Linked DNA regions of Homo sapiens: region 1 is linked to region 2. Evidence: chromatin loops called from intact Hi-C (ENCODE). Cell type or tissue: gastrocnemius medialis. All regions are shown on one strand. Each heading gives the region's core, and the rest is flanking DNA. Links, peaks and the distances in the headings are about the cores only. Region 1 overlaps KIF16B (kinesin family member 16B). Region 2 overlaps KIF16B (kinesin family member 16B).

Evidence for each region. Hi-C counts contacts between places; a loop is a spot of excess contacts. Peaks named below come from ENCODE experiments on the same cell type or tissue, not always from the same donor. Only the 100,000 strongest peaks of a DNase experiment are listed, where the experiment ranks them.
Region 1: it touches region 2 in a loop (4-fold over the local background); 1 of 110 quality-filtered maps calls a loop at or near these places.

The regions. Positions count from the first base shown.
Region 1 is chr20:16,280,924-16,287,324 of GRCh38, reverse strand. All of the region lies in intron 25 of KIF16B (kinesin family member 16B), which reads left to right. Among named protein-coding and RNA genes, the nearest start is that of KIF16B, 290 kb to the left of the region's middle. In gastrocnemius medialis, for the core only: no CTCF peak of the experiment used is centred there; DNase peaks (open chromatin) are centred at 3,144 and 3,724; H3K27ac peaks cover 2,967 bases.
Region 2 is chr20:16,348,733-16,355,133 of GRCh38, reverse strand. The region is part of intron 23 of KIF16B (kinesin family member 16B); the gene reads left to right. Among named protein-coding and RNA genes, the nearest start is that of KIF16B, 220 kb to the left of the region's middle. In gastrocnemius medialis, for the core only: no CTCF peak of the experiment used is centred there; DNase peaks (open chromatin) are centred at 2,563, 3,563, 4,423 and 5,413; H3K27ac peaks cover 4,070 bases.

The DNA of each region.
Region 1 (6,401 bases), core at 614-5,613, 68 kb after region 2:
AGAAATACCTGCTAAGAATTATTCATTAGAAATATTAAAAGAATTGGAAGAGAGATTGGCATGAAGTAGAATTGGACTTTAATTTATGTTTAGTCATAAATTATAAATAGAAACCAAAGAAACTTTTTTCATTCTGCTTTGACTAATTTCATTTATTCCCTCATATTTTACCTTATTCCCAAACCCATATATTTTGGTTATCTATCATTGTATAATGAACTGCCCTAAAACTTGGCACCTTAAAAACAACCACCATTTTATTGCTTATCATTATTTGGTTCTGGAAAATTTGGGCAGGGCCCAGCTGGATGGTTTATATACTCCAGGTGGTATCAAGACACGCCACTTATGGGCCTGCATTTTGATCATGACTCCACTAAGGACTAGGCTCAGCTGGGGCTCTCAAGTCACCCATGGCATTAGTGCCAGTGCATTCTATTGGCTAAAACAAGTCACAAACCCCACCTAGGTTTAACGAAGAGAGCCACACAGGGTGTGAATCCCACGAAGCATGATGTGGTTCATTGGGGCCACCAGTACAGCAAATATCACACGTACCACTGTCCCAGCCAGCTGCCTGTTTATGACCATCTTCACCTCTGCTTGACCTTGTACTGGTTAGTTGGAAGTTTGTATTGGGCAGAAATGGATTCCACTCTTAGACTAAGGTTATTTTTAAATGATTCTGGGAATTCTGGACATTAGGAATCTCAATTGTGATATGATTCTGCCCAGAGAGATGAATAAGTATAGGAGAAAGATGACGATGTTTAAGGATACTAGAATTCTAATCCAACCTCTCTCAGCTGTAGTTCAAAGGATCTAGCTAAGATTCCTCAGCTACAACAACATTGTGATTTTATGAGGATAAGAGAAAGGACTAGGTTACCTTTCAAAGATTTTTTCAGACTCTGGAGTACTCAGACGGAAATGTTGGATGTCTACTCTCCAACACTGCTGGAGAGAGTATAAATTGTACAGTGCCCACGGAAAACAATTTGGCAATATCTATCAAAATTTAAAAGGCACATACCCTTCGACCCAGCAATTCCATTTTAGGAATTTACCCTATGGGTAAAGTGATACACTTGCTTGTATATAAGATTGTTTATTACAGTGCTATTTGTAATAATCTTCATTCTTCATTATTTCATTCAACAAATATTGACTGAGTACCTACTGTGTACGAGACACTGTGTTAAGTTCTGGGGATACATCATTCGACTAAAGTAGTGAAAAATTATCGACCATGTATAGTTTACCTACTTGCAGGACTGCAAAGGATTAGAACAGCCTACGTGTTCATTAATAATGAGCTAGTACAACCAATTTCAGAATGAGAAACTATGTACTTCTGGAGAGGTCTTTAGTGTAAGTTGTTAAGTGAACAAAGTGAGGTGCAGAAGAGTATGTTGCTTATGTACCTGCTTGTGTAAGTTGAAATGGAGGCATCTGTGTTTGTGGGGTTTGGGGGTTTGGTGCTTTTTGTTTGTTTTGTTTTGTTTTTTTGAGACAGGGTCTCACTCTCACCCAGACTGGAGTGCAGTGGCATGATCATGGCTCAACTGCAGCCTCAACCTACTGGACTCAGGTGATCCTCCCACCTCAGCCTTCCAAGTAGCTGGAACTACAGGTGCACCACCACATCTGGTTAATATTTTTGTATTTTTTGTAGAGACAAGATTTCAGCATGTTGCCCAGGCTGGTCTGAAACTCCTGGTCTCAAGTGATCCACCTACCTCAGCCTCCCAAAGTGCTGGGATTAGAGATGTGAGCCACTGCACCTGGCTGGGTGTCTATATTTGTACTTGTTTATGTAGGCATTAAAATGCCATAGAAAGATACGCAAAAAAACTAATAACAATAAATTTTTTTGGATGCACTGGAGATTTGGGAAAACACAGGTGAATTGGAAGGAATCCTTTTCATTGTAGCGAAGACATGTACACATGCATGTACAAACAATGAAAAGTTCCCTTTCAACTCATAAATATCTGTGTGTATGGCATTTTCAGTCAGTAAAGTATTACACATTTTAAAAATAAATTTTAAAAACAGGAATATTAATGCATACTCTATGCTCAGAACTCACACATTTGAAGGCATGGTTACTCCAGAATCTTAGTGTAGAACTGTGCTATCCAGTACAGTAGCCACCAGTCACATGTTGCTATTTAATTTTAAAGTAAGATGAAGATTAAGGTAAAATCAAGGTAAAATTTTAAAAATTTAGTTTCTCAGTCTCACCAGCCACATTTTAAGTGCTCAGTAGCCACATGGCTAGCATAATGGACAGCACAGATAACAGACACTTCCGTCCTCTCAGAAAGCTCCAGAAGATGGTGCTGCTCTGGGATGCTTCGTACTGGGCACAGCACAAGCCTGTGGGTGTGAGTGCGGGAGGTGGGAGGGCGCGTGCTCACCCTGAGTCTCAGGCCTGGACCGTGGGTGTTCCCAGCCAGTGTGCATGCGTGGTCCCTCTTGAGTTGGTGTGTTCTCTGCCAGGTGGCATCTACTGTGCTGTGGCCTGTTTTTCTGCCATATGTTTTATTATATTCTGGGTTACAGTTTAGACCAGGGATTGGCAAACTACAGTTCTGTAGTAGGGAGAATTCTAAGAATGACCCCCCGGTGCCGTTGTAATCCTCCCCTCTTTGAGCTCGTGAGGAACTGTGATTGTGCTACACGACATGGCGAAAGGGAGAGTGTCCCTGTGTGCTTAATCTAATCATGTGAGCCCCATAAAAGCAGAGTTTTTCTGCCTGGTAACAGAAGAGGAAGCGGAGATTTGAAGTGTCAGTGTGAAAAAAGAGAGAGTGAAAGTAAAAATTGTTTCATTTGGGATAATATGCAAGAGAGAGGATTGCAATCCGGGACATACATGCAGACCAGGGTGGCCTCTGGCAACGTCCAGGAAAAAAAGTAAAAGGTTGAGGCTTACTGGGGAAGGAGAAGGGTTTGCAAGTTGTTTTGAAAGAAAGCTTATGGTGCTGGTGGCAGCTTGCAAGGGCTGGCAAGTTCTGAGTGGCAAGTATCAGTAGTTGCCAGGTAGGACCTGTAATCTTGGAGGTACAATTAGGTCCTTACAGTTTTAGATTGGCTTGCAAAACAGTGTGCCAGGCAGGTGTTCCTGTGTAATTAGCTAGCTGTTCTTGTCCCAGTGGCTGTCCTGGTGTGACTCATGTCTTGTGATAGTTCCCGTGATCAGGCAGATCAAGCATGCGAGCCCTCTCTTCATGGCCTTCCCCAGCTCCGCTTGCCAGGGTTTGACACAAGTTACTGTCTTTGGAATCTTACAACTTTCGCAGAAGCGTGAAGGGAATCTGATGGCTGGCTTCAAATGTGGTGGAGGCTGGGTGCCACTGAATGTAGGTGGTCTTTAGGAACTGAGAGCAGCCCCTTGCTGAGAGTCAGCAAGGGAACCTCAGGCAGGACCCCAGTCCTGTGATTACAGAATGCCGTATTTGGCCAACAACCTGAAGGAGTTTGGAAGTGGTTCTTCCCCAGGGCTTCCAGATAGGAGCCCAGCCTTTTTAACACCTTCGTTTCAACCCATGAGACCATAAGCAGAGGCTACCTGCACTGTGGCAGGACTTCTGACCCACAGAACCATGAGCTAATGAATAGGTGTTGCTTCCAGCCACAACGTTTGTGGTAATTTGTTGTGCAGCTGTAGAAAACTGATATAGGCCCTCAGGTCACACCCACCTTGCCACCTGTTTTCATACTGTCTGTGAGCATGGCCTGAATTTGCTAGACCTGTGATCCATGGAGACCTGGCGGGCTCACTGCCTGTTTTCCTGGCACTCAGCTGGCAGCCACGGCTCGCTGCTCCCCAGGGCCTGTGCTGGTCACCGCCTACACACTGGGGACTTGTTGGCAACTGCCAGTCACCAAGCAGTAGAGTCTCAGTCTGGGAAGTTGTCTTGCCTCTGGTCAGCTGCCCCAGTTGAGATTGCCAGGCTCTGTGCAAAGAGGGAGGCACACTAGGATTGGCACCACCAGGCAGAGCGTGAAACTGACCATGACAGTGGCCTGCCCAGCACTGGGTGCAAAATGCGCCTTCCACCCTGGGTAGCCCACCCCAGGAAAACAGGATGGGGTGGAGCCGGAATTTTCTCTCTTATTACATAAACACCTACATAATATCCTTAATTTCGCCTCTTTGCCTACAAAGCCCAAAGTATACCATCCATCCTTTTATAGAAAAAGCTTGCCCTGCCCTGAGTTAGACTGACAGAGGCTGGGAAAAGGTATGCAAGTGTCGGCACACCAAACTTGCTGCAATGAACACAATGAAAGTCTCACACTGGAGGTTCCAATGACGTTTTATGGTGGTTTCAAGTACCTTCGGGCAAGTGGTAGACTTCAGTAGAAGTTGGGGATTAACATTTGGAGACTCGTGAAAGTCCTCTGGCATCATAAGCATCATTTGACCAACGATTGTGTATGGCAGCTGGAAGAGACTTCCTGAAGGCCTGGCAGGACTTCACCATAGAGAAGAGATACCACCACCAGCGCACAGTGCCACCACCCAACTGTGTAGGGCCCCCAGCATGGGGACTGGCAGAGCCCAGGTCCAGGAGCAGTCCTGTTCCCAGGAGTCTGTCCTATCTGCTGAATGCTCTGTGCCTGTGGGCCTGGTCTAGTCACGCTAGACAATTGGTGATGCCCCAAAGCCCTGCCTCCCAGCTGCTAGGCTTGGTACCTGCTTCCTGCTCTGCCCAGAACAGGCTTCCTCCAGTATCTTTCTCCAATGTCTTCACCTGCTTGATTCTCATCACCCTATGGGTCTTGGCATAAAAGTAACCAATTCCCAGGACTAGGCATACAGCCTTTCCTTTCCCCTGGGGTCCCAAGTCACCTCATTGCAGTTCTCTCATAGTCATATTTTAATTGTAATTACTCCTTTACCTATTTGTCTCCCAGGCAGGCAGGACTGTGTTACTTGGCACAAGAACTGAGTAGTATTAGCTGTTGAATGCCCAGCACCGTCAGGCGCGATGGCTCATGCCTGTAATCCCAGCACTTTGGGAGGCTGAGGCGGGCATATCAGCTGAGGTCAGGGGTTCGAGGCCAGCCTGACCAGCATGGTGAAACCCCATCTCTACTAAAAAATACAAAAATTAGCCAGGCATGGTGGCACATGCCTTTAGTCCCAGCTACTCAGGAGGCCGAGGCAGGAGGATTGCTTGAACCTGGGAGGCGGAGGTTGCAGTGAGCTGAGATCATGCCACTGCACTCCAGCCTGAGTGACAGAGTGAGACTCTGTCTCAAAAAAAAAAAAAAAAAGAAACAGAAAAAGAAAAAAAAGAATGCCCAGCACCTAGCCCAACACTGGTGTGTAGAAAGCTTTCAGTAAGTACTTATTGGGTGCATGAATGAAGTCTGAAGAGAAGGGAGTCAGTACACAGCACACCTTGAACCAGTCCTTGGAAGATGAGAAGGATCTAGATGATGGGAGCAAAGCACCCATGGGAACAAGGAGAGACTCTGAGCAGTGGAGGATGGTGCCAGCCAGCATGCACCTGTGAGGGGAGGAGGGGAGGCACCGTGTCTGTTTCATTCAGCTCAATACCCAGGCCTGGCTTACTGCTTCTTGGAGAACACGTGTGCAGTGACTGCGCTGGATGGATGAGTTACCCAAACCAAGCTGTCCTGATTTCCTTGGAGTGTGGAGCACATTTGGGAGCATGTTGGAAAGGGAACCCAGCCTATTTGACCCAGTGTAGCCAAACTTTAGGATTCCTAAAAAGCCAACAAGAGGTATTTAGACTTGAATTTATGGGAGTTTAGAATTGGGAAGACTTGACTGGATGGATCATATTGACCACACTGGGTCGATGCGTGATACATAGCCAGGGGTGACCTGAACTCTTTCAGGTCTAGAAACATCCCTGAGTAGCTCCATTCAGGCCTGATCCATCTTCAGGGCCCATCAGTGGATGATGCATTTTCCAAGTACTGCGAGTTAAATGAGACCTCTAAGTCTTACTAGACTGATACTTGTCTTTAAGCCGCCACCGTGGTTAATGACTTCTGAGAATGAGGAATGCCACTGAACTCCTTTCTCTGTTAATATGTCACTATGGAAAGGTGGATAAAGTTCCATTATATTTTTAAAGAACATTTCAATTTTAGTAATTTCAGTAACTTTAAATTAAATTATAGATTTATGTTAAAATTTTGTAAAATAAAGAGGACCTCACAACAATGAGATGGCCGGAAAAATCATTAGAATGATATGGATGAGGTGATATATTGCACATGAAATAAGCAGTAGGCTGCAGTTATAGTCATGAGCCCTATTAAAACAGAAACTTTTTAATAACATAAAATGGTCACAATTTTATCTCCCTGATAATTAAAATAGAAGGCAGAGAGCCAGCAGATAAGGAGGC
Region 2 (6,401 bases), core at 692-5,691:
TCAACCTTCCTGAGGAAATGATGTAAATAACTTCTTTTCTAGCTAACCAGACTTTTAGGATTTTATTTCTATATACTAAGTTTTCCGTTAGAAAAGAAAAAAAAAAACAGGGCATCAGTTTATATATTTGAGGTTTTCATTGAGAAAGCATGATGCCTGTGTGTTGTTGCTGTTACTCTTTTTTTTTTGAGATGGAGTCTCACTCTGTTGCCCAGGCTGGAGTGCAGTGGCGCGATCTCAGCTCACTGCAACCTCCGCCTCCCGGGTTCAAGAGATTCTCCTACCTCAGCTTCCCGAGTAGCTGGGATTACAGGCATGTGCCACCACGTCCGGCTGACTTTTTGTGTTTTTAGTAGAGACAGGGTTTGCACTGTGTTAGCCAGGATGGTCTCCACCTCCTGAGCTCGTGATCCACCTGCCTTGGCCTCCCAAAGTGCTAGGATTACAGGCATGAGCCACCGCGCCCAGCCTTTGCTGTTATTCTTAACTTTGCTTATCCAATTATGTGGGTTCTTATTTAAATGTTACGCTATGTCCTTGATCCACTACTTCCCACTGCCCCTGACCTAATATCTATCTCCTGGTCAATTTCTTTTTCATTTGTTCTCAACCATTCTAAATTGTGTGTGTGTGTGTGTGTGTGTGTGTGTGTGTGTAGAATTCCATTTGTACATATATGTGATTATACATGAATATAAAAACAATTTCGGAAGTTGTGTTTGCATCATGACTGTGTTTTTTAATTAGAGAGTGAAGACTGGCTTCCATTAGTTCAGAATTAGAATTCCCCAGCACATAGAACTCAACAGCAGTGAGGTACATGCAATGATTTTAGTTGGTACACGGATTTATTTTACTTTAACAGATAAATGTGTTAATAAAATATAACTGTTAAATCAATTTCATGTATAGAACTCAGATAAAAAGATATTTAATATTTTAAAAACTGCATTGATTTAAATAAAAATTACAAGCAAATAATAATCAGGTGGTGTGCAGATTTGGCCAAAATTGTGAAGATGCTACTGCCCATGCAAGTTAGAGAAACCAAATACAGAAAATTCTATGAGGCCTTATGGAATCTAGGTGATCACTTCAGGATACATAAAATCCAAATCCACAGAGCTCTGCTTTCTTTGCATTTCTCAAAGCAAGTTCTGAAGCGTGTCATTGTTCCGCTTCCTTTTTCTGTTCGTCCCTAGGTGCTATAATTATGAGCACCAGGAATGTGTTAGCACCAACTTGGAGAATGTCTAGTTCTCCGTTTAGGCAGGGCCTCCTGATACCTTGACAGGTAGGTGTGTGGAAGCCTTCCACCCCATATGGATACCTTGTCATGGGGTAGTATGAGAAACAGACATGATGTGAATATACAGGCCTTCCCCAGAACAAAACAACAAAAACAGCCTCGATCCAGGCAAAGAGGTAGCTGCTAAATAGCATACCCTCCCCCTGCCCCCACAATCCTCATATCCTGCCATCTCCAGGCAACCTCAGCAGGTCACACAGCCTCACTGTGCCTCACCTGTCAAATGGGAATCATAAACCCCCCCCTCATTGGGTTGGTATGAGGAGTGGATGAGTTTGTATGTGTAAAGTGCTTGAAACAGTGCCTGCCACATACTAAGTGTTGGATAAGTGTTTGTTATTAAAAAGAAATAAAAATAAAAATGGGATGAGTGAGAGTTTACTGTGAGGTCCCCTTAATGACTTTTGATGTACAATTATGTTTTTATGAGAGTTTTGGATTTTGTTGGGATTTTTTTTCTTTTTGGTTGTTTGCTTGCCCTCAGCATTTGGAATTTAAAATTTAGATTGCTGACCTTTTCTCTCAGTCATTTGGACATTTCATGCGTAGGCCCTGTTTTCTAGAACAAATAGTCATGCTTATGGTAATATATGGTAATATTTTGGCTACTACTAAATTCTTCTCTTGGTGAACCAGTGGCTATTTAAGGAGGCTAAGGTAAAAAGTATTATTTTTAAAAGAGACTATTCTCTTCAGTTTTAAGCTTTTTTGAAGGGAGATTTAACATCAATGTACATACATAGATATATTATTACACTTTATAATTTAGAAAAATCTTTGCTGCTTCTCTTTTAAAAAATCAGTTTTTGTTTTTCGTTATCCCGCATGATGGTCCTGAGTACACACAGTGAGACGCTGTGCCCTCTGTGACCAGCAGGGCAGGGTCTGACACCCCCTGGTATAAGACCCCTGTTTGCTGTATAGCTTGCTGGTGTCACTGCCAGCTTATTTAGGGTCCCAGCTGATTTGTGTGACCACACCAGGGCCCACTTGGTGTTGAGGCCTGAGGGGCCCCAGGAGGGAGACAACACGCCAGGGGTGTAGCTGCCCAGGTTCTCCTTTGTCATCTTCCCCTCGCCCTCCTCACCCGCTCTGCTTCCTGCGCTCTTCTGCCAACCTTTTTTTAGGTAGGACTCATTAGTCATTGAAATCATTGCTTCTTCCTGGCCATTTTCATTTTAATCCCCAGTGTGGGAGCTCCAATTTGGTCTGCCCATTGCCACGTGAAGTAGTCAGGAGCCTGTTAAGGGAATGTTCCAGGGACGACACAGGGCGTGTGATTTCAAGGGAGGGCAGAAAGTCAACGGGGGTTCCCAGATGCTCATCTTCTGACCCCTGCTGGGCCATGAGGAGGTTTCCACCACTGGTCTTTAAAATGAGAATAATAGAGTTTTTCATTAAACCAAAATCTATTTAATTCAAAAGGACTGTCTTCTATACCTGCTTTATTTGGGGGCATTAAAAACAACTCTTTTATGAAATAACTGAGGATATATAAGTAGACAGGTTTTTGTTGTTTGATCTCATTTAGTTTTTTAAGATTAACTCTGTTGAGGCGTAATTTATATACAGTGAAAGCACACATTTTAAGTGTAGTTGGATGAGTGTTGACATATGTATACACCCGTGTAACTAGCCCTCTGGTCAGGACTTGGAACTTTGCAGGCCCTCCAGAAGTTTCTGGTGGCCGTTTGCAGTCAGTGCCCATGTTCTGGCACCAAGGCAAGCACTGATCTGCCCTCTGCACCTACAGATTAGTCGTGTCTGCTCTAGCAAACCATGGAGAGGGGATCCAACGGCATTTATCTTCTGTACCTGGCTGCATTCCTTTAATGTAATGTTTTGGAGATTTACCCATGTAGCTGAGTATAACAGTAATTTGTTTCTTTATATTAATAGCATCCCACTGTATGGATATGTCACAATTTGTGTATTCATTTCTTTCCTGTTGGTGTTTGTTTTAATATTCTTACCTGATGATACAAAAGGTTATCATTTTGGTGTCGCCCCTCTCCCCACTTTGTTTTACTCCTCCCAGGAGACCCTGGGTCAGAGTATCAATTCCTGTTACCCTTGAAGCTGTACCTTCCTGCGGGTCCTAGTAGCACATCCGTCTGGGACTGTGTCTGCAGATGCATGTCCTGCTGACTGGTGGCAGAGATAGAGATGGGGTGGGGAAAGCTGAAGCAGTGCCAGTCTGGCTTCTCTCTGAGAACAGCACGTTCTAGGCTGAAAATTGCTGTGTGTCACCTGCTGGTCAGCAGAATGAAGCTGCAAAATTTGTGCCTGCGCTCAGCTGCACCTGCCACAAGTAATGCCATTAACCGGATGACAGCAGTCATCTTACAACCCCGCTTCGCATGCCTCTCAGTCACTGACACGTGGCATCAGTTACGCTGCATTATGCTTGCCATTTTCAGTTAGTTAGGACCAGAGTGGGTAAAATTTAATTTTGAAATCACATTTCAGCATAGCACAAAACACGGGCCTGGGAAATTGATGGTTAAGACGAGCAGAGACTATCACACTCATGTCATAGAAATAAGCTGGTGTTTCCAGCATTGTTTGAAATCCCTTGCATTTTAACTTACATGTCAACACGGTAACATAAAGAAATAAGCCAACACTGGTGTGTTTATTTTTTAATATTTTGTTTCCCGAGAGTTTCTATTCTTGTAAAATCTGGAAGTAATCGGCAGAAGAGTTTGTTGTCTCATCTTTTTTCTGAGTGGTCATCTGCAGTAGTGCCCCCTGCCCTGTTCTCCATCCTGTCACCAGGGGTACTCCCCTTCTTTCACAACCAAGGTCACAGCTCACAGTCGTGTTGCTTTCAGTCTGGTTATTTTCAGTCATTGTCTTGTTTGCTGATCTTCCCCTGTGGGTACAAGCTCCCAGGGCCCTTGTCAGTCTTGTATGACACAGACCCCCCCCCAGTGCCCACCCCGTGCCTGACTGGTACCAGTCACCCAGTGGATCACCCAGCAGTGTGATGCATGCTAGCCTGGCCACAGGTGCTCTCATTAGGCACAGCCTGTCTGGCGCTTCGGTGATGACTGAGTGACCGTGTGCCCTTTGTAAACTTCCCCCCCGCCCCCACCCAGCTCCTCATGCTCCATCCGCACTGATGGAGTCAGTCACTGATGAGCCATTCTGCCCCTTGCTCATCCTCGTGATGTGGCTGGTGGCTCTTAGTCATGCAGGGAGAGTGTGGGCAAGTCGAGCTTCTTGATTGTGTCCGAGTCCAAGCATGCCAAAGCCTCCCATCTTCCCTCCTCCCCACCTTCCCTCCCGCCTTCTCAGCACCACCCTCCAGCGCTCCAGTATACCCATGTCCTGGCTCTGGGCTGAGTTCAGCACCCGCAGGGTACATCTGTTTTGTCTTGGCTTTCCTTAACAGAGAGGTAGACCTCTATGCCCCCTGCCCACCCTCTGGACATTGTCCTGGCTGCCGGGCACCCTCCAGCCCCTTGCTCTTAGAAGCACGTGTCCCATTGTCATCTCCTCTAAGGAGCCTTCTGCATTCCGGCTACGCTCCGAGGTGCCCGCCTTTTCTCACATGGCTGCAGGGCATCAGCCCCATTGACCAGTATCACTTTTGTCCACTTAGAGACCCAAGAAATGCAGAACTACACACAGACAACTTAGGTCACACACATGATGTCCAGGACAAAAGCTTTCCTGATTTTAATCATCTGGGTTTTGTTTAGGTGCCATAGTAACAGTCTCCTCTTGTCTCATTCTGCTCTGACTCCTGATCAGTGGCCTGAGAAGGAGGGAGAAGCAGAGAAAACATGAGTAATGAATGATAACGAGGATGTATAACCTCACGGAAGTGTTCCAGGGAAAACTTGTCGACCATCTGCTAATAATTATCAAGTACCCCAGTCAGTGGCAGCCATTCTCCTTTCCATTGTGTGAACTTAGGTCTGTGAGCTCCCCCTTCTAATTTCAGTCAGTCTGGCCCTAGACACTTAGGGCCAAGAGATCTCATCTGCTGAGTCCTCCCTGAACTTAAAAGACCCTGAAGTGAGACATGCTAAATTGCAGAACTGCAGGGCAGCAGTTCAAATTGGATCTTGTTTTTACAACTGAAGAACCACATGGCAGGCACCGTGGGGCCAGGGACTGACAAAGTCGTGGAACAATATTAACCCGAGGCAGCAGGTGCAAACTGGTGGTGGAGGATATGGGGTTTTGTTGGCCTGAACAGATTTTTTAAATTTTGCATGAATTGTCAGTATTTAAAACTTGGGAGACCTGACATAGAAACCCAGATTTGCCAAGATCCTGTGAAAAGTCAGTAAAAGCAGGAACTAGGGCCAACATTCCTGCAAGGCAGCACTCGTAGGGCAAAACAGCAGCTCCTCTTAGGGCAGGTGTGTGCCCTCCACTTGGCCATAGACCTTGGGATTTCCTGTCATGGAGAAAATCACCTTGATGACATGGTGGCCTCCAGGGATGCTCAGAGTCCAACTGCACCGTACAGAAAGGCTCACAGAGCATTCAAAAGCACACAGAGATGTAGAGGAAGGAGGGGTAGGTGGCACCCTGATGGTGGGCTAGCAGGTGGGCCGGGTGTTCTATCTGACCCCTGGTCACAACTAGTTCATCTGTCCCCTCTCTGTCATCTCAGCCTTTCGTACTTACTATGTGCTTAAAAGGACCAGAGTGAAGTTTTAGACGAGGGGCCATGGCAGACAAAGGGTGCCCAGAGCCAGTGCACCTTCTCCATGAAAGGAAGCAGGCACAGGCACACCCAGCCAGCCACCTGCTGTGAGCAGTCCTGGGTTTCACCTGTACTTCTCCAGTAGAGCACATATGGTACCAGGATGGGACCAGGCTGGTTGTCATCAAGGCTGGTCAGTTCAGGGGAGACTTAGCTGTCATCCCAGAGGGTGCATATCATGAGGCAGCATTTCCCTCCCTTTCCGTCCCTAAGTAACATTCTCATCTGTTCCATCATGTTTGGTTTTTTAAAATTATTCTATCTTTGGCATGTCTTACAGTTTATCAACCTGTGGCCTGTATTTAACACAGCTTGCACACCTTAGGAATTTTGTTGTACCTCACAGGCTACTTGCTTACTATCCTA